Linked DNA regions of Mus musculus: regions 1 and 3 are each linked to region 2. The links are chromatin loops, found by intact Hi-C in ENCODE. Cell type or tissue: left cerebral cortex. All regions are shown on one strand. Each heading gives the region's core, and the rest is flanking DNA. Links, peaks and the distances in the headings are about the cores only. Region 1 overlaps Ldb2 (LIM domain binding 2). Region 2 overlaps D5Ertd615e (DNA segment, Chr 5, ERATO Doi 615, expressed). Region 3 overlaps D5Ertd615e (DNA segment, Chr 5, ERATO Doi 615, expressed).

Evidence for each region. Peaks named below come from ENCODE experiments on the same cell type or tissue, not always from the same donor. Only the 100,000 strongest peaks of a DNase experiment are listed, where the experiment ranks them.
Region 1: a loop joins it to region 2, with 4 times the contacts of the local background. A loop is called at or near these places in 10 of 42 quality-filtered maps.
Region 3: a loop joins it to region 2, with 2.9 times the contacts of the local background. A loop is called at or near these places in 8 of 42 quality-filtered maps.

The regions. Positions count from the first base shown.
Region 1 is chr5:44,480,938-44,485,937 of GRCm38, reverse strand. The region is part of intron 5 of Ldb2 (LIM domain binding 2); the gene reads left to right. Among named protein-coding and RNA genes, the nearest start is that of Gm40297, 53 kb to the right of the region's middle. In left cerebral cortex, for the core only: a CTCF peak has its summit at 2,296; DNase peaks (open chromatin) are centred at 1,209 and 2,300; H3K27ac peaks cover 325 bases.
Region 2 is chr5:45,399,379-45,407,286 of GRCm38, reverse strand. All of the region lies in intron 1 of D5Ertd615e (DNA segment, Chr 5, ERATO Doi 615, expressed), which reads left to right. Among named protein-coding and RNA genes, the nearest start is that of D5Ertd615e, 21 kb to the left of the region's middle. In left cerebral cortex, for the core only: a CTCF peak has its summit at 4,422 (motif pointing right); a DNase peak (open chromatin) is centred at 4,442.
Region 3 is chr5:45,294,486-45,302,393 of GRCm38, reverse strand. All of the region lies in intron 4 of D5Ertd615e (DNA segment, Chr 5, ERATO Doi 615, expressed), which reads left to right. Among named protein-coding and RNA genes, the nearest start is that of D5Ertd615e, 130 kb to the left of the region's middle. In left cerebral cortex, for the core only: no CTCF peak of the experiment used is centred there; a DNase peak (open chromatin) is centred at 3,309.

The sequences.
Region 1 (5,000 bases), core at 1-5,000, 920 kb after region 2:
CTGCGTCACTAGATGCCTTGTCTAGTTCATCTGACTTTTTTTTGTTTCTAAAAACAAATCGTTGTCAATGAAAGAAGCAATGAATTGAGTGGCTGTCTGCTTCTGCTTTTACACGGCCATGAGAGCATGACGAGTCATTTGCTGTCTTCCTCCTTAGACTAGCAGTGTTTGGAATAAGAGTCAACATACATTCCAGAAGGGCAAATAACAAATGGCTTTGGGTTTGTGCATCATAGGAATTTGGTCCACCTGTTCATCTTTGTTATTGTACATAAAAGGGGGTTTTGGAAGACAAGATGGCCAGATCTGGCACATAGAACATTGATTCTCAACATCCTGGTTTGATGGCTGGATGGAAGAGAGGAAGGGATATAAATAAGGGAAAAGGCCTAAGCAGAGATGTGAGCAAGGTGTCCACCTGAATCCTTGCAAAGTCCTGGATATAAAAAGTAGATAAGAGCTAGGGAGCTGGCTCAGTGGGTAACTCCCTTGCCATACAAATGGAAAGACTCGACTATGAATCCCTAGAATGCACATAGAAGTGCTCAATGTGGGGCCAGTGAGATAGGTCAATGATGGGTAAATTGCTTCCAACCAAGCCTAATCACCCAGAACATAGATAATAAAAGGATAAAACCAACAACAAGTTATCTTCTGACCTCAACACAAGTTCAGTGGCTCACAACACATAGACACACTAGTTAGTTAGTTAGTTAATTAATTAATTAATTAGAAGTCTAATGTTCTTATGTTGAAACTCGGGGAAGGGGCAAGCTCATAAATCAGCTGACATGGTATACTGGACAACCAATAACAGAGAGATCATGCTTCAAACAAAAATGGGAGGTGAGGACCTATATCTGAGGTTGTCTTCTGTCGCATCAATCCCAGAGAGAATACACCTGCACTCACTCATAGACATACAGACAGACAGACACACACACACACACACACTATATACATACATAGCCCAAAAGTAGATGTTAAAAAGAAGTGTAGATGATTCACAATGAGGTGTTATTCAAAAAGGATAGAATTTGATTGTTGGTGGCAGATGGGGATAACCACATGCCGACTTCAGGATACCAGCTTTACTGTAGCTCAAGGCTAACACCGACAAGTGCCACTTATTTGTTCAACTCTGTAGATGAACTGCAGCAGATGAGCCTGTATGTGCAGCTGAAGGTAATCAGAGTCCTCCTCCGAGAGAACTATCAGATGAAAGGGAAACAAAGAGAGGCAGCGTGCTGTCCACATTTTCTAGGCTCTCTGTTAATATGAAATTGCAGAAATCTTGAGACTTACCCAAGCCTCCCTGCCCAGTCAGCCCACACATATGCATTTGGGTCAAGCATTCTGCGCCGAAGAAGCAATCAGTCATTTATTGGATGGATAGATTGATCACTTCTAAGCCCACGGGACTGTGCCTGATTTGTCTGCTACTGACAAATGACTCCTTGCTGTTAATCTGGCTTCACTATCTGACCCATCCATCCACGCATCCGTTCATTCAGCAAATCCCCCTTGTCAGGATCCCAGGAAGTCAGACTAGAATGGTGCAGCGCAAGCCTAGCCTACACTCTCATTAAATCTGCACAGTGGCACCTTTTGAGGAAGAGACCTCACCTTCCCAAGGGACCTAACTGACCTGGGCAGCCCACACATGTTGAAATGTTTCATATTCAAGTGTAGTCAAGGCACAGGCTCCTCTTGGAACTTGATGACCCTACCCTTTCCACAGCTACCCGGATACCAGGTGATATTCTACAGTGCCACAGAAGGAGACAAAATTAAACTACAAACCTCCGTACATGCTGTTGCAGAGGTTGCAGATACTACCGACATACAGATTGCCACCTTTCTTTTCATGCACTGGGAACTTGGTGGCAGGCACAACTTTGCTATAAAATTGTTCTTCCAAGTCAATGGACTTGTATTATTATGTTGTGTGTGTGTATGTGTGTGTGTGTGTGTGTGCGCGCGCGTGCGCACACACACTTGCAGTATAGAAAAAAACAAGCCATTGAGGTCTGGCTTACAGTTATTATAAGAAAAAAGGAATGTTTACCTAGAGTCATATGAGACTGTGGTGGCTTGAACAACTTCCAAACCAGATTCTCAAGAGATTCTGAGACATCAGAAAGAGCAAGGATCGCCGCTCCAAGAGTTGGTTGGGACCAACAGAAACCTACTTCCCTAATCTTCCTGACTCTGTTGTAACAGTTGCAAGGCTTTGCTGTTTCCAGATTGTGATGCCTAGCTGCTCAGGAGACCAGCTCTTATCTGAGTTAGTTCTGCCACCTACAGCACACAGCCCAGCAAAACCAGCATAGGCTCCGCAGACAGGATAGCTCATTTGCATACATGAATAAAGGGGTGGGGCTGCGCATCTCCAGCCCGGGACCTCTCCAATGTTAAAAATGACTGTGAAGATTCTTGATTAGCATGCAAAGATGCAATCTCCTTTGGGATGGGTTACAATGATAGAAAGATATTTTCATATTAAAGTGGAAGAAAGAGATGGTAAGGATTAGCTTCGGAAAAAGAAATAGCTACCAATATCCAGAAAGGAGAGGCAATACTAAACACACACGCACGCACACACACACACACACACACACACACACAAAACAAAAAGCAAAAGAAAAAAAAATGAGTTCAAAGTTCTTGTGGTAAGTGTAGCTCCCCCAATCCATACCCTGCTTAATGTTGGTCACCCTTTCTGGGTTCAAGCAGGTCGTTTTTGTCATCCAGCCTGTCATGTAATGAAAAACAGTTTTGTCAAAAGAAGGTGATTTCCTGAGACACTTGAACTGTGAACCCAGGGTAGATTTCTTAATCTGTTTAAATCATTCCTAAGGGGACAGTATGTTCTTGGAGGGCAGAAGGGCATTCTCATATTTTGTGTCCCCAACAAAAGCCCAAGTCCTGAAAGCTGAGTGAATGTGTGTTGATGTCAAGAAATGAGGTTGTGGTGTTCACTGTGTGTGTTGTGCTTCCTAACAATCATGTCCTAATACTCGCCACACCGAGTGCTTGCGTGTGACACACCTTACCTCAGATTCTCACCATACAAGGTGGGTGGGTATCCACTTTCCAGATGAAATTGAAAACCCAGTGCTATCCAGCTGCATGTCCAAGGAGACACACCTGATGACAGTCACACTCCATCCTGAGACTCCCCAGCTGGTCCCAGTCACCTGTGTCTTTTACAGTCATCAGGATTGCATGTAGAAGAAACAGAAATGGACTGAAGAAAATAAAAGCTTTTGTGCAAGCTCTCTCTCTGTGTCCTGCAAGAGTGTGTGTGTGCATGTGTATGTGTGTGTGTGTGTATTTGTGTGTGTGTTCAAAAAAATGTTTCCCAGTCACTGGGATTTCTGAAAGTTTTTCTTGCCATAATATGACTGCAAACATCTCTGAGCTTCAGTGTGATCTGTCTCTGCCCTGTGCGGTGATTGGCTCTCAGGTCTGCCAGTAGAGACCATGGAGGCACTGTCCACAGCGTGCGCTCTGTGTATCCTTTGAGTCTTGGGAAAGGTTCCTTCTAGGGAAATGCCCACACATACAGCCCTCGCCACGTTGAAACACAGAATTAGCTTCAAGAGAATTCTGTCCTGTTTGTTGATTTCTTCTTCCTGGCATTTTAGATTTCAAAGGGGACATAAAATAAATAGGAAGGTCCTATAGATTGAAGAGCTAGCCAGTGATTGCAGGTTGTATTGCAGTATCTATAATGTTGGATTCCCATGGGCCAAGGAAGAAACCTGTCTCACTTCTGTGCTGGATGTTGTATATGTGTTACTCAGCCTTCAAAATCTTCCTTCTTCCAACAAAACTAAAAGAAGTTTACAAAAGACCCTTACTTAGGGTTAATGAATTTCACAAATCTGTCATTAACCAGTAAAATCTTTCTAGGTAACATTCATTGTGATCCTTCTTAGATCTGGGGAGGGAACTTGGGAAGGAGGAGGAAGTGAGAAAAAAACAGACAGAAACTGGAAACATGACAGAGTAGTGTTTTCCACTGGAACGTCCAGATTCTGTGAAGCAGAGGACCTGAAACTCCCATGGGAAATTATAGAGCCATATGAAGGTATGAGGGTTTTAAATGTGGATTAAGGGCAACATGTGCACAGTCCGTGAGAAGGGGCTGAGCACCCAAGTCTGTGTTTTCAGTAGTCAGACCTAATGGACACTCCTTAGACTACCCTTTGAGTCTGGAAAGGTCTTATAAGCACTATTCCTTAAATGCATCTGTTCACTGGGACACGGAGGCATTCCAAGACACTATGACCTCATGGAAAAGAGCCTTGGAAGCAGAGGACCGTGAAGGCTACATAAGTCTGTGAAGCAGAAAGTTCTAATTGCAAGAGGAACAGCACACTGCAGTTTACACAGGGAGATGTGTGGGGCATCCTTCGCTATGCCTTCAAGGATGGGGCAGGCATTAGCCATAAGGAGAAGATAACAAGCATCAAACAGAAAGTATCTAAGGGAGATGATGAAGGTAAGGGCTGATATAAAGGAAAAGGAAGAGTAAGGAAGTCAAACAGAAGCTAAAACTTAGGGACTGCACACATGTCTCTCCTAAGGCAACCACACATTTTACAGGGGCAGGCACATGCCAACATTCGCGTCACTGTCGCCCTCATGTGTGATGGATGGCTTGTTCCAAGTCGCAGACTTTGTGATCGTAGGTATTCTGATATGTGTGCACCCAAAGGAATCTAGAAAAGTCTAAGGTCACCCTAAATAATTTTGTCCTTTCATTTAATTCGATCTTTGTCATTAGATATCTTGGCCCAAAGTAAAATGCAAAAGGCTATACAAAGGAGATGACAAGGTGCCTAATGGTAGAATCTACAGATATGTACCACTTACATGAACTACATGGGTAAAATAAAACTAAAAATGAGCACATGAATAAAACGTGTAGAGTGCTCATCACCTGCCTTTATGAGAATCAGCAGCAAGAAGCATCACCTGGTTCTGCAAAG
Region 2 (7,908 bases), core at 1,814-6,813:
AGCAGCAGCAGCAACCACTAAACTGCTTGTGAGAATGGTGTGGACGGTGGCTACTGACAATGTGCATGAAATCACAGGTAAGATAAGGAAGGGTTTGGTCTCAACCAAAAATGTTAGAAAGCCTCAATTTATAGCTTGCATTGATGTTTGCTCATAATTTTAGGACCCCCCCTCTCTCCTTTTCTCCCTCAGTCTTTTTCTCCTCTTCTATCCTGTCCCCATTTCCCTCCATCCCTCCCTCTCTCTGTCTCTCCCTCTCTCCCCCACTTCCTTCCTTCCTTCCTTCCTTCCTTCCTTCCTTCCTTCCTTCCTTCCTTCCTCCCTCCCTCCCTCCCTCCCTCCCTCCCTCCCTCCCTCCCTCCCTCCTTCCTTCCTTCTGGCCTGAAAGTCACTATGTAGACCAAGCTGGCCTTAAACTCACAGATACCAACCTGCCTCTTCCTTCTGAATGCTGGGTTTAAGGTGTGCTGCCATCACATTGGTTCCTGGTAGTTTTAGTTTAGTTTTATTCTTCCATATAATGATCACAATTGATTACGCACCCCATTAATAATCATCTGAAGCTAAAGATCTGTCACTTCAGCCATGTGAATATAATTATTGTCTCGTTTACCTCAGTTCTATTAGCTTTCTGGTGTTTATTAGCATTTTTCATTATTATTTTATTTTCATTTATTATAAGAGAGTAAGAACCAGTGTTCTGCAAATTTTCCAAACAAAATAAAAGCTGAATTTTTAAAAAAAAATCCATATGCTTACTTACTTGTTATAGGGATTTTATTGAGTGCTTATTTAGTTGTGGGTGGGAGTGCAGTTCTGACCGTGCTCCAAGACTACATTTTGTTCAGTGACTCATTAGAAAAAGAAATTGGTGTAAGGATGAGTACAAAAGGATATGATTAGCTTGTATTTTTTAACAGAACTGTGGTTACTCTGATGATAGGTCTCTTGATTACACTTATCATGCAGCACAGTGTCTGACCCTGGCTGTCAGCCCAGTGTCTTCAAGTTCTGCTTGATGTGAGGTGCCTATGGGAGGTTTCTTGTGAGCAGGACCGAGGGTGGCTTAAGATACCCACTGGCTACCTCATTTGACTTAGTGCTTTGAACCTCAGTTTACTTGACTAAGAAATGGGAGTATCAATAACCTCAAAGGGCTGCCAAAGCAGGCAAGCAAACAAACAAAAAGAATGAAGCCATTTCTTTGAAGAAAGGAGTTAGTGTGAGACTTAGAGCTCTATAGTTACCATTATTTGCATTCATGTTCCTTTTGAGGATTTATGGAATTGTTAAAAGAATTGTTGTAGGTGGTGAGTTATATTAATAACCAGATTAAAAAAATAAAATAAGCTATTTTTTGCCATTGCTCTAGAGGTGAGGGGATCTGGGAGAACTGAGCCAATGAACGAGGCAAGACTAAAGTCTCATGCACTAGCAAACTCAGAGCATCCGGCAATTTATACCCAGAGGTTTAAGAGAAACCACATAAGTACAGTTCTCATTAGTTCAAGCTGTATACAACACAAGGACAAGCCACAGGCAGCAGGAGCCTGTTTGTGCATAGAGGCATATAAAGGATAGTTAGCATTTTAATTGATTAACAACAGCAAGCAATAGTGAGTAATCTGAAATAAGCTCACTCCTATCCGACTCACCAGGAGCAGCATGAAAACACATTCCAAGAACAAGTCTGTGCTTTGAAGAAACAGAGGTCACAAGACTCTTGTTTTCTTGGGATGTTCTCACCAGCACTCAAGATTCTTCTTCACACATGACTCCATTCCTAGATGGTGTTCTGATTTTTTTTTTTTTTTTTTTGAGAATGCTGAAACCTTTCAGGGTTAACTTTTGTTTTGTTTTCTGGTTAAGACATCCTTCCAGGTCAGATGTCATGAAATTATTAATACTTTCAACCATATTGGAACACATGTGTTCAACAAACAAGCATTCACATAAATAAGGTGAGTGCATTCTCTCTCTCTCTCTCTTGTGTGTGCAGCTTCTCAATTGTGTATGTTCGTATCTTTGCTCAAGTGAGTGGGCGGCCAGGCAAGTAGAAAGGAATGCATGAGAGGAGAAGAGAGCCTTTAAGGGAGCTGATGAGAAGGGTACTAGAACACATGCAGTTGGAGTGTAGAAAGGGAAGTCCTGGGAAGGGAAGTCTAAGCAGGGACCGGAGTATAGAAATGGAAGAATGGGTGGGAGGAGAGTCAACCAAAACTAAGTTCTTATGAAAATGCCATGAAAAATCAGTTACCTAGTAAGCTAATTGAAGAAAGAAAAAAAAGAAGAGAAGAGAAGAGAAGAGAAGAGAAGAGGATCTGGAGAGATCCTCAGTGGTCAACCATCTGATCCAGATATATATTCAGGTGTGCCCACAAACAAAAAATAAATACATCTTTTAAAAATAAATAATAATAATAATAATAAGGTCATGGGTGAGAAAGGTGAAGGGGTTTCTGCTTCCAGGGCATGCAGGGAACCTGCACTAGGTCTCTGCTCAGGTTTACTTTCAGTGGAAGCAGCAAGCAGTCTCTTCCACCTGTTGTTTCTGTTATGTGCATGTCCTGGGTGGCTTTTCCAGGGGAGTGGGCTGATGGGAGAATTGCTGTATGTGGCTAACTGATAAAGCCCCTGTGATGCTTTCTAAGTGGACATCAGAGCTCACCAACCCAGTGAGGAATGTGTTTCCCAGAATCCTTGGAGCAAGAAAGAGGTATATGTATGTGTCTGATTCTGCCATAGTGCTATGGCTTCTGCAATGCCAGTTCAGAGCCCAGGCACAGGGTACAAAGACACGATATTCCCACTCCATTCAAGTTTGTCTTGAGAAGTCTGAGTCTCAATGTGAGTGTCGCATTAATCACGGAGTCACGTGCACTGTAGTCGCCCTGGAGAGCTGCTCTTATGTGCGGAGGACTTTTCAATCATGAGAAATAAATTCATATTGAAACCTGAGAACTTTTGAATGTATGTTTGTGTAACACACACACACACACACACACACACACACACACACACACACACACACACACACGTTCAAGCCTTTTAAGCCAGTTGATCATAACCAGCTACTTTTAGAGAAGGTTTAAAATAAGCTTGGCAATCTACATGCTACTGATGATCTTTAGGTTGTACCAGATAGTACTGTCTTAAATGATGGATGATCAAGACTCAGATAAGAGATACGAGATATGAGGATGGAGAAAAGAGCAACATCACATTTAGGCAAGTGATATCAGAAGTGCTGTATAAAATAATGCCTGCTTATTTTTCAGGGTTTTGAATTAGTTATATTCGTGCATTCCAGATCCACAAATTCTGAACACTCTGCCTCTTTCAAAGTGATTGCCCTGAAGACCACCATTTTCAAAATGCCTCGAAGACTGCTCACGGCAAAACCCAGCTAAGTGTGTTAGCCCGCCCTCCTGCAAGCCGGGAATAAGTGCAAGATTCACTTTCACTTAATGTTAACATATTTGGGTCAACCAATACAGGTGGGAGACTAGTTCACGTCCATCCATTGTGCGTGGCTCTCGGGACGTTCACGTCAATCCATTGTGCGTGGCTCTCGGGACAAAGATGAATGAGGCTTGCTTCCTGCCCTTGAGGTGCTCACTGTCTGCGGGGAAAAGGACCACATAGACAAAATAAGTTAGCTCCGGGGATGAAAAAAGATGAAAGATGCAGAGTCCCGAGGAAGCAGAGATCTATCTTGATTTGGGTAAATAGGCACTCGAGCCTATTTACTATTACTTGAAGGACAACCAAGACCTTGAGAGTTTTCTGTGAGCTCTGAAAAGCAACTGGCCTTGTTTCTGAAACTTTAGGACATTGTGCTCCATGCCACAGATACACTAGCCTAGGAGGTGCATGAAATCTGGGCATTTCAAAACCCACATAATGAGAGGTCTGGACTAACAGGGAAATCTTCATAGTATTGTCTCTGAATGCAACATTTTGTTGATGTATTTTTTCTGAATTGCCCTTATTGAGTCATCGATCCCTCTGGCTTTCTGCACTATAACAAGAAATACTTCAGATTTAACTCTCCTGTAACACCATGGACTTGGCTCTTGGCAGTCTTCCTGATGTGGTGGTCCTTTCCAGATGTGCTTCTTAACGCGTGGACTTTGGAATCTCGTAATAATGGGTGCATGTAAGACAGGAGGCTGAAAACCAACCGTTTGCACCATACAAAGATCAGTTTCTTAAACTATGATTCCATGGAACAGTTTTGGAAATATTAGTAGGTGTACTATATGCTAGGAGGCTTATATGTGGTTCCCTGCCTCCCTCCACCCACCCCCAGATTGCTGTTCTTATTTATAATCTCTCAGCTGCATACTCACCTTTTCCTGAAGCATAAAGGAAACATAAAGTATTTCTCCTTTGCGGCAAACTCCAGCTTCGTCAGTAGAGGGCGCAGGAGGAACATTGCAGGAGAAAGGAGCGGCTCGCGGTGCTGTTACTTGACTCCAAGCGCTCAGCCCCACAGTGCTCTCAACTGTAGAGCTCAGCCCTCAGGCTCACTCTTTAGAGGGATTTTCTATTTACCTCAACACGGAGGATCAGGCTTTGTCTGGCATTTCAAGGATCTTCTGCAATCTGAAGAGCCCAACCCCGCATGTTTTAATCGTATCCGAATCCTTGCTTTGAGGAAGAATCCTACTTCCAAATTTGTCCTTCCTTGAGTACTTTCCCTTGGCCTTAGAGTAATATTTAGCATTCATTTTACATTCACTTTACATCGTTATAGTTACTCTCTTGCGGTTAATAAGCTTTAGTGTCAAACTTGCCCTGCTCTGGTTCCTATACAAATTTCGTCTCCTTAGATTCGTGACTCACACAGTCAGAATACAATAAATGACTCTCAAATACTTACCTTGGGGTCCATTTATATCCTTAAAGACCCCAAAGTGCTTCTGGTAGGTTGTATTTATTGATATTTGTTATACAGGGAAGTAGAAGTAAGACATTTGAAAGACGTTTTAAAGCTGATTCCTTAAAGGGGCGAAACCTATTACATTACAACATTGGGAAAAAAAAATCTACATTTTCAACACACAAGGCGTTAGTGAGAAGAGATGAGACAGTCATTTTTGCAAAGGTCTTTATACCTGATGAAGACCTTTGCACGGCTCTCATATCCTATTCCTCCTCTGCTGGGATAGGTCATGTAGCTCAGAAATCCCCAGCTCCTCCCAGATTCGTAGCGATAAATGGAGGAGGATGTTTATAACCCTTTAAGTAAGTGTGGGGTGCTTCTTTGATGCTGCATCAAACCTCAACTAGTGGTAGTTTTGTTCTGATTGTGGCCCCCTACCTCCCCTGACCCCCATTGTGTTTCAGGTCAAGCACAAGGCCACAGTGGTAGAATCTACCAGGTCAGTAGTGAGGCTTTATAGCCGAGAGACTGTCAACAGGAGATCCTTGTGCTGGAAGCTTGGTTTCCAGTGTGGGAATGTGGAAGATGGAGAGCTGTTCGCGAGGGCATGCTGCTGTCCTGGAGGGACTGCTCAAGATGAAAACTGAAGATGACCAGGAATCTCTCTGCATTCCTCTTTTGGGTTTTATCTTCATCGTTCATGTGTTCTGCCACCCACCTTGAGGAATTTGTCAGAGCAAGGTGGGATTGAGAAGATGTAGGAGCTGTGCCCTTGGGACCTCCCAGAGCTGTAAGTGAAACCAGACTCTTCTCTTTATGAAGTTGGTTTGCGGGTTGGAGAGCTGATCTAGTGGTTAAGAGCATCCACCGATCTTCTGAAGGTCCTGAGTTCAATTCCCAGCACCCAGATGGCAGCTCACAACTGTCCAGTGTCATCTTCTGGCAAGCAGATGTACATGCAGATGAGTACTCATATACATAAAATACATTAAAAATAAATAAAATAAAATACACTTTATTAAAAAGTAAAACCAGCTGGTACAAGCTATTTCCTTAAATAGAAAGTAGGCAAATACAGCAACCACTCTGAAACTAAAATCCATAGTCTGTTTGGTATTTTGACTCTGTTTTTGCCCATGAATGACTGTGATGCCATTTATTGGCCATTTGGAAAATACTGGTTCATTGAGTTGTTCAGATATTGCAATGCTGCTTTGTTTCTTTATACAACAAGCAAACTACTTTCCTTCATGTTACCACCGATATTATTTTCAAAACCAAGTATTAGGAGTTACTAAGTTTAGAGTGGCAGGCATATTTTTTTTCCAAACCATCTAAGAGTATGTAGTTTATCATTGGTAAGAAAACATTTTCCAAACAATTAATTTCAAGTAATCACAATTTATTTGTCAGTTGTCTTCTCAAACAGGAAGATAATTTTTAAAGGAAATGACTAATTTGTCTTGTCATCTAATGATTCCTGTGTTGTTCCTCAAGACAAATGAGTACTTTTTTTTTAAAGGGGGGGCATTGGTGAGATACAGGTATTTTTTCTTTAATATTTTTTTTCCTAAAGATCGATCTATCTATCTATCTATCTATCTATCTATCTATCTATCTATCTATCTATCTATGTATGTATGTATCTATGTATGTATCTATGTATGTATGTATGTATGTATGTATGTATGCATGTATCTATCTATCTATCTATCTATCTATCTATCTATCTATCTATCTATCTATCCATCCATCCATCCATCCATCCATCCATCCATCCATCTATCTATCTATCTATCTATCTATCTATCTATCTATCTATCTATCTATTTATTTGAGTGCACAGTTGCTGTCTTCAGACACACCAGAAGAGGGCATCAAATCTTATTATAGATGGTTGTGAGCCACCATGTGGTTGCTGGGAATTGAACTCATAACCTCTGGAGGAGCAGTCAGTGCTCTTAACCTCTGAGCCATCTCTCAAGCCCCAAATGAGTGCTTTGATAAGTGGTGAGAGAGCTTTATATTAAGAATCATCAAACTAAACTTAGAATACCCAAGATACAAGATACAATTTGCAAAACACGTGAAACTCAAGAAGAACGAAGACCAAAGTGTGGGCACTTTGCCCCTTCTTAGAATTGGGAACAAAACACCCATGGAAGGAGTTACAGAAACAAAGTGTGGAGTTGAGATGAAAGGATGGACCATCTAGAGACTGCCACACCGGGGGATCCATCCCATAATCAGCCTCCAAATGCTGACACCATTGCATATGCCAGCAAGATTTTGCTGAAAGGACCCTGATATAGCTGTCTCTTGTGAGGCTATGCCGGTGCCTAGCAAACACAGAAGTGGATGCTCACAGTCAGCTATTGGATGGAACACAGGGCCCCCAATGGAGGAGCTAGAGAAAGTACTCAAGGAGCTAAAGGGGTCTGCAACCCTATAGGTTGTTATTAGACGCGTTCTCACGACCGGCCAGGAAGAACACCACAGACCAGAATCTTCTGCGGCAAAGCTTTATTTCTTACATCTTCAGGAGCCAGGGTGCAGGAAGCAAGAGAGCAAGAAGCAAGAGAGAGAGAAAACGAAACCCCGTCCCTTTTTAAGGAGAATTCTCCTTCGCCTCGGACGTGTCACTCCCTGATTGGCTGCAGCCCATCGGCCGAGTTGACGTCACGGGGAAGGCAGAGCACAAGTAGTCATAAGATACCCTTGGCACATGCGCAGATTATTTGTTTACCACTTAGAACACAGGATGTCAGCGCCATCTTGTAACGGCGAATGTGGGCGCGGCTCCCAACATCTCCCCCTATCCTTTTAATAAGAGCAAATAGGCCACCCATATTAATGAGAGTGGAGATAGAGGTCAAATCCCCAGTGTGTAGGTAAAGGAGCCATGTACAGGATTAGCTCTTAGGCTCACAGGCTTTTACCCAGAGCAACCCTGACCTGCTCCCGTGTCGTTTTGCCTGGGGGAAGGGAACTAGGACACTGAACCTTCATGAAAGATGACA
Region 3 (7,908 bases), core at 1,201-6,200, 100 kb after region 2:
GCAGCTAGAGTCAAGAGCTCTGGGGTACTGATTAGTTCATAATGTTGTTGCACCTATTAGTCAAACAATTGAAAGAGCTAAACATTCCTGTATAGAATTTAAAAAAAAAAAGAAAGAAACTTGAGGGAGAAAGCTATTGTTTTTATCATCTCATAACAATTTTTGAAAGATTAAAAAAGCATATATATGTGTGTGTATCTGTATGTTGGTATGTGAATGTGAGCAATGGAGGCCAGAAGATGGTGTTGGATCCCTTGGATATGGAGTTACAGGCACATGTGAGCTGCCTGATGTGGGTGCTGCGCACAGAACTCAGGTCCTCTGCAAGAACAGTAAACACTGTAGCCACTAAGCCTCTCTACAGGCTTCCTCATGAACTTGTAGCATCGGATAATACCTCCAGTATCTTCCAAGATTTAATTCAGAATTTAAGAAACAAAATACTTACTATGTATTATATGGTGTATAGTAGGCTGTCAGATGTAGACGGTCATAACCCCAGTTTCAGCTGTTTCCCTGTGGCCCAAAAGGTATTCTTATTCTCTCTGAACCCAAACCCTTCATTTAAAAATGTTTCCTGTACTCTGTGCCTGTGGAAATTCCTAAGAGACTATATGTATGTAGATGCTGCTGCTTATTAAATTTTCAAGTAAATGGCAGATATGTCTGTTCCTATCAAGACTCTAGGAGATAAAATAACTTTAAAATAATAATGCGGACTGCATGGAGAAGAAGGCAGGCTGTTAAACAGTTACATCCTAGTCTAGAGTTAAAACGAAATCTTCCTCAGAGTTTTGACTTTGCAGGGAAGACAGCTTCCTTAATGATGGAACAGTCTAGAAAACACCCACTGGGATGTGGGGGTTGGGATGTCCTATGTGTTTGTGCTGAGAATTGAGCAGTCCTCAGATTGCCTGGATTTTCATTCTGCTGCCCAGTGAGCCATCCCAGGAACCCAAGAGGAGGGTACTGTTTGTGCAGGCAGCAGCAGATCCCAAGAGACTGAAGAGGCTGCCTGTTTACAATCTCTTCCCTGTGGCAGCTTGCAGCACAGTGTCTGCAGCAGAATAAAGTTTGAAACATGACTCATATTTTGTTTTCAATAGTTTTTTTTTTTTTTTGTCTCTATTGTTAGCAGTTGAGACTTCAGCTTCAGTGCTTCTGTGGCTTGCAGGGAAATGTGCTTCCTATTTGGGCTTCTAGTTTTGCATGGTGTGAGCTCCTCATGGGAAACTGAAGAGAGAAATGGACATTGGTGGGAGTAGGAAGGTCGGCTTTGGGTGGGTGAAGGGAGATACAGGACCAGAAAAGGAGAGGAGCTGTTGGTTTCATAAGTACAAGACCCATGTTCTCTGCCATCATGAATGCCTGGGACAGGAAGGAAGCAGGGCCCAGAGGTGAGCCTAATACTTCAGGATGCTGCAGAGCTCCCAGGTCCAGTCAGCTTTCTCACTTCAGTCTGTGCACTACAAATGCTATATTGGAGGTGGGGTGGGGTGGTGGTGTTCCTTCTGTATGTTTCTGTGGGCTTCCAATCACCTGGCTCTATATGTCTCTCAAAAGTCCCAAAGGACTGCTTTGGAACTGACCATCTACCAAAGACCCCAAAGAGCTTAGTGTAAATACCCCATCTTTTTTGTCCCTTAGATAGAATAGCTCATTATAAAATGAATTTTTCCATGAGACTAAACGTTGATTACTCAGTTCTTTCATCTTTCTATCTCTGTCTTATTTTCTTTTTCCCCCTTCAGTGGACATTGTCCCTTCTGAACAAATTGTCCCTTTTGTTCTCCAATCTGTATCTCATATGCTCAAAATAAATGACCATGGAGGCAATAGAGTACCCTTGCTACACAGCACCACAAGAAAGCCATTGAGCGTCCAGCAGTGGCCAGAGTAGAATAGACACTGAAAGAGGTTCTGAGTTTTCTGTTATGTTAGAGCTCTCATATATTCCAGATTACAAAAGTAGGTGTGCATGTATGTACCTGGGTGTCTGTATGTGCATGCATGTGCATGTACACATGCACAAAGATTCCAAGGAGTAACTTTTGGGAATGATTGGACAGGTAACAATAGACAAAAAGTATGATGGAGAATTTCATTTAAACACTCCTTGCCTAATCATTTCTGCCTTTCATGTCCATCAGCTCTTTTACAGACCTGTTACTTACAGAAAACTAATGCTCTTGAAGACGATTATTGATTATAGAAAGGCAAATTAGGTGAGATGGGATGTAACTGATTTTTGCCCTATGACAGGTCCATTTTGCATATATTCATAAATTCATTCTGGCATCACTTTTCTGCTTAGATATGTATGTGATTGCTCAAATTCCCATTTCAACCAATTCTAATAATATTACTGGTTCCATCATTATTTAATGAGTTATATTAAAATTTTGTCACATTATCATTTTATTAATATATTTGTATAAAGTCATGATTATACCTTAAATTATTCCTTAACACATTAAGATTAAATTTTCTGTGTCTTAGTGTAGTGGGGGCAAAGTCAAACTTAAGGAACTTCTCGAAAATTATGCTTATGCTTAAATTTGAAACCAGAAGAAAAAAAGAAAGGGTTAATGAAGTGGAGGGAATGCACCCAAGACTAACCACAGCAGAACTCACATGGGCACTGTGTAAGAAAGTGAAGGGGCACAAGACAGGAGGGAGGTAAGCCAGTATGTCTGGAATTTATCCTTCAAATCAAGGGAAGCCATGAAAGGATTCTCTAGAGAGAGTGGTCTAACCAGACCCTTTGCATTTAACCTGAGCAATGTTCAATGATGCTCATAAAGTGTTGCTAGAACATTAAACACAGTGTAAGCAACCTACATATCCACCAATAGAGAATTGATGATGTGGTTGTGATGACGTTTACTTGTTTTCATGTATTAACATAGTTACGAATAAAGCAAAGCAAAGCAAAACAAAACAAAGACACCCCTCCCCACAGGTTTCGAATTGGTTGTGTTGTATTGTTTTGCAATACATGTGCCATGTGCTTGTCTGCATGTAGAAGTCGGGAAGGATGTGTGCCAAGTTAACTGTATCACTCTCACCTGTGGAATTCTGGGTGATTTTAGTGTAATCATTTCAATTTTTCTTCTTCATGCCAGTTATTTTATGCTGGATATAATTATTAAGTTGGGCATGGTAATAGAAAGAAAGTCAAGTGACTGGATCCTATTCTAATGGTGTTTGTAAGTGAAGGGGAAAAGCCTCTTTTGCACTGGAGGAAACCATCTCAGGAGAGCGGAGCTGGGGAGAGCAGATTGGGTGAGTGGGAGGTGATAAAATAGAGATTTAGCAGTGTTGCAGCAGCTAGGAGAAGCCTGGAGTAGAGGGAGGGTTGTAAGAGAGATAGGTTTAAGCCCAACCACATTTAGACCTCCCAGGATTCTATTTGCCGTCTGTGTTTCTTGACAACTCTCCCTATTGAGAGAGATCCTCAGCTTGCCTGTGGTAGCATATTGTCAACTTTCTCAGGTGTACTGCCAAATTTTGATTGGAGTGTAAAAAAGATATTTTCTATGGCTGGTGGGGTCTCTGAGATGAGATGTGTGGCATTCTAATTGAGAGACATCTCAGCTCTGTCTGCTCCCTCTGATGTTTTATATGCATACAGTGACATTATATACAAGAATCTCAGAGATACAGGTGGAGGCTTGTGTCCTAGAATCAAAAGGGACTTTAGTTTCATTAATTGTAAAATGAAGAGTGTAAGGAAAAAAAAACCTGTTGTGAGAAATAGCTTAAAGATTAGCTGTACAGTGCGTGGAAATGATTAGAAGCCCCTCTTCTAACAAGTCTTCATGGAGTGTATTATAACCTGGTATATGCTGAGTGCTAGAAGTGGGTACAGGCATGTTGGGCACAGTTACATGGGTGTGTGCTGTTGTCTCAAGCCAGGAAATTTCACCAAACACAAAACTGTGTGCATGTGACAGGTGTCTGTCTATTGAGTGTTTGAAGTTTAAGTCATTGAGTCTGGTGATACGAAAACACAACTCTAGAAAAAGAGATGGTTTATATTGGAGCCAAACATGAGGAGCATAGATTCAGGTTATCCCAATTTTTCCAACATAGTAAGAATTTCATGAACTTTTTGTAGAGCCAGAACACAGTCATAAATAGATACTTTTTATGTACATTGCTGGAAATGTCAGGTAGCTCTGTTACAGGGCTCAGGTGCTATCTGATGACATTTTAAACTGCTGGGTTGATGAAAGTTAGGGTCTGCTTGTATAAAGCAAAATGATTTAAGCAACAGTCGTATGGATATTAAGTAACATATAGAGATGATCTAAAAATAAAAAATTGGGCTCTCAACCTATGACAACCCAGCTTTCCACTGCCACTGACCTCACAATATGTGTGTCTCTTTAAAATTTTGTGAGTGACTTCAGATCACAACTTGTTGAGACGGGGTCACAATGTGTAGGTTGATTAGACATTGAGTCTCAGGAACGGAGTCAGTGATGTCATGGGCTGAACTCCACGAGATTTTCAGAAAATGTGAGGCTTTCCAATCGTGAATATATAGCTTTCTATAACCTAGCCTTTCCTGTGTCTGTCTCTAACAGATGCAGTGAAGAACTGATTGGCTGTGAACTAGCCATGGTAGAACTTAGGCATCAGAATGCATGATTTTATTACAGCATGTGAATGCAATCGTCTTCTCTATGAGTCAAAGCCAGTGCTCTGGGGTGGCAGAACACAGGGCAAAGGCCCACTGGAGCCCAGAAACATGTAAGATTTGTAACCACAGATGTTGCAGTTCTGAATTAGTGATTGGACAGGGCATGTTTTAAAATGTTCCCCAAGCAAAATTTGAAGAGTTCATTTGAGAATTCACAGAAAGCTTCTGCATGAGATCTACTCCCCAGGGCTCCAATATCTTTGGACCATAGTGTGGGCTTTTAAAGTGCATCCCCATAATACCACTACCAACTCTATGGCAAACACCATTTTAAATATCTTACGTAGATTTACCAATTTAAACTTCATAATAACCTTGTGATGTGGGAATTTTATTTCTTTCAATCAAAGTAATGGATGAATAAATAGCTTAAGGAATCGCATACCCCTTGAAGGTGACAGAGATTCTGGCATCAGATCTCTTAACTAGGACGGTGACTTGCCTTCAAAGTTCAGTATTCACAATGGAACTTGAAATAGTACCGTGGTTATGGTTTGGGGCTAAAAATTCCAACTGAAGTGACTCTGCTTAGTTAAAGTTGGTGCTTCAGAGCATGTCAGACTCTACTAGGCACTTTTTTCTTTTTTCTTTTCTTTTCTTTTCTTTTCTTTTTTTTTGGTGGGGTGTGTGTGTCGTCATGTTAAAGCATCTGGTATTGATAACACAAAGGAAGAAGGATTCGTTTGTGCATATGATCCCAGAGGGCTCTGTCCATGTTCTCTTGGCCTTGTGCACTTGGGTAGGACATGGAACATGTGGCTTAGGGTTGTTTATCTCACATCTGGTAGGAATCAGAGAGTGAAATGGGAAAGGACCGTGGACAAGAAACCTATAAATACTTACCCTAGTGATCTATGTTGTCTCCTAATGTTTCTAGAACCTGACCAAATAGTCCCAGCCCCAGGGACCAAGGTTTCCACTCATACTCTGGTAGGGAGGACATTTTGTCATCTACAATCCCAATATTTTCTCTAGACTAGGCCTGGATTAATTTCTTTTGATTACTATGAGGCAGAAGCAAGTCATTGTGTATGTAGTATGCCAGATAATATCCTTTTAATCTGTGATGAGGTGTCTCTTTTCCTGGTCAAATGATCCTGATACCCACTGTTGATCTGTGTGGTTGTGCTATAGAGGGCTACAGAGGAATTTGCCTATAACCTTGAATAGACTGCTGGGTGACTGCTCCTATAAGAGGAGGAAATGGACAGTCTTTAAAAATATTTCCCAATGGTAACAAATTGTGATTCTACGTTGTCAACTGCTTAGTACTTAAAATTTGCCCCTTTTGAGTATAGAAATAAGAAGCATGGATTTCCAAACAAAGGGTTTTTTTTTTTTGTTTTTTGTTTTTGTTTTGTTTTTGTTTTTTTGTTTTGTTTTGTTTTGTTTTTTTTTGGGGTTTTTTTTTGGCAGAACATTTGTAGATTTCTTCTTACAATGCAGATGTGTTAGCCTATCTTTCAGGAACATTCTATGTAACATTCTATGGTTACAGGATTAATAGTCACAGCCCAGCAGAGCCATCCATTATAAGGAGAAGGGGAACAGCGTAGTCTTAATCACCTCCGTGGCCTGAGACAGGTGTCCATCAACAATCACAATGCTAGCAACTGAAGGAGCTGGGGCACTTCCTGTCTGTTGATACTTCCATGAACTTCCAGTACCTTTCCTGAACCTTTTCAACTAGGTTTGCATGTTCAAAGGCACATTGTTCAATGTTCTTTTGTGCCAGAGTCATTTTAGCTATTTTTCTAGAATGAAATGTTTTTTTGTATTTGACTTTGTCACTTTCTACTCTTTCCCTTTCATGTTTCCTCTGTGAATAGAAACTTATGGGGATGCTGGAATGATTAAGGCATTTATACATGTAAGGCACATGGCAAGTGTGAGAGAAAGTTGACACCAGGAACTCTGTCTTTGCTCTGGTGACTACTATTATAAACTTGAAGCTGAGATGCATCACGACATTGGGCAGATTCTTACTATTTCCTAGAACAGCGGTGTCCATTCAACTGGTCTACCTATACACAGGGGAGACTGAATAGTTTCTTGATAAATAACTTGTACAACTCTCCTTTTATCCTTGAAATGACTCACTAACCTCCTTCCTGACACAGCAACATATTGGGGTTTCTACTGGTCTCTGGGCTCCTAGAATTACAATTCTAAGATCCCAGTTGAGCAGCTGGTCCCTTATTTTCATTTCTTGTTGCTGTCATTTCTTTTCTCAGATTTTCAGAGTCCCTTGGATGATGTAAGTGCCCAGTAGGCTTCGGCTTTTGCTATTAGAAGTGAGAAAGGGAAATGACATCACCATGATTCATTCTCTATCAGTTTCACTGGGCTATGAGATGCCCGAACTAGCTGCCTAAACATTTTTTCCCCTGAGGCATTTCAGAGGGATTAGCATTTAAACTGGGGAACTGGACGAAGAAGATCTATTCTCACCAGAGTAAGTTGACACCATCCAACGTGTTTAGGGCTGGGGTGGGACAGAAAGGTAGGAGAAGATTGAGTTCTCTTTGGCTACCTGAGCTGGGATGTGGATCTGACCTTGGTCTTCTGAGCTCTTACCTTTGAGTGACACCACCAGCTTTCCTGGGTCTCTGGCTTGTAGATGGCATACTTTGAGGCTTCTCGATATCTATAATTTGAGTTAGTGACCTATAATAAATCTCACCCTCTATCCTATTTGTTTTCCTTTCTCTAGAGAACCTTGGCACAGGTATTTTTGAATATATGCTGTTATAAACATGGGCTGAGCATCCTGCATTTTTATATTATATGTTACTTAGGGAAGTCTTTGGAGACTGGCACAAATACTGTTATTAACTAGAGTTGAGGCCTCGGAAGTTGAGTGAATACTTATGAAAGTCTTCTAACCCCTGGGCTGCCTGCAAAATCTACATGGTTTCGATTTCTCTATGCCACCTCTAATAGTTCTCACTAGAAGGTGGGAATGAGAGAGTTCAGCAGGGATAAAAAATCATGATCTTATTCTCAAACCTATCATTTGAAGCAATAGTCCAAGGGTTTGGAAACAGATTCTGGAGAAAAGGAAGGCAATGTATGCAGATCAGCATGTTATACAATGGGAAAGACATTGTGGAAACAGAAATGCTTTTTAGAGGCTAATTTAAGATTGAAGGTGTTTTGAAATATGAAGTGTTGGGGCTCTGCAGTGGACAGGAGATGTT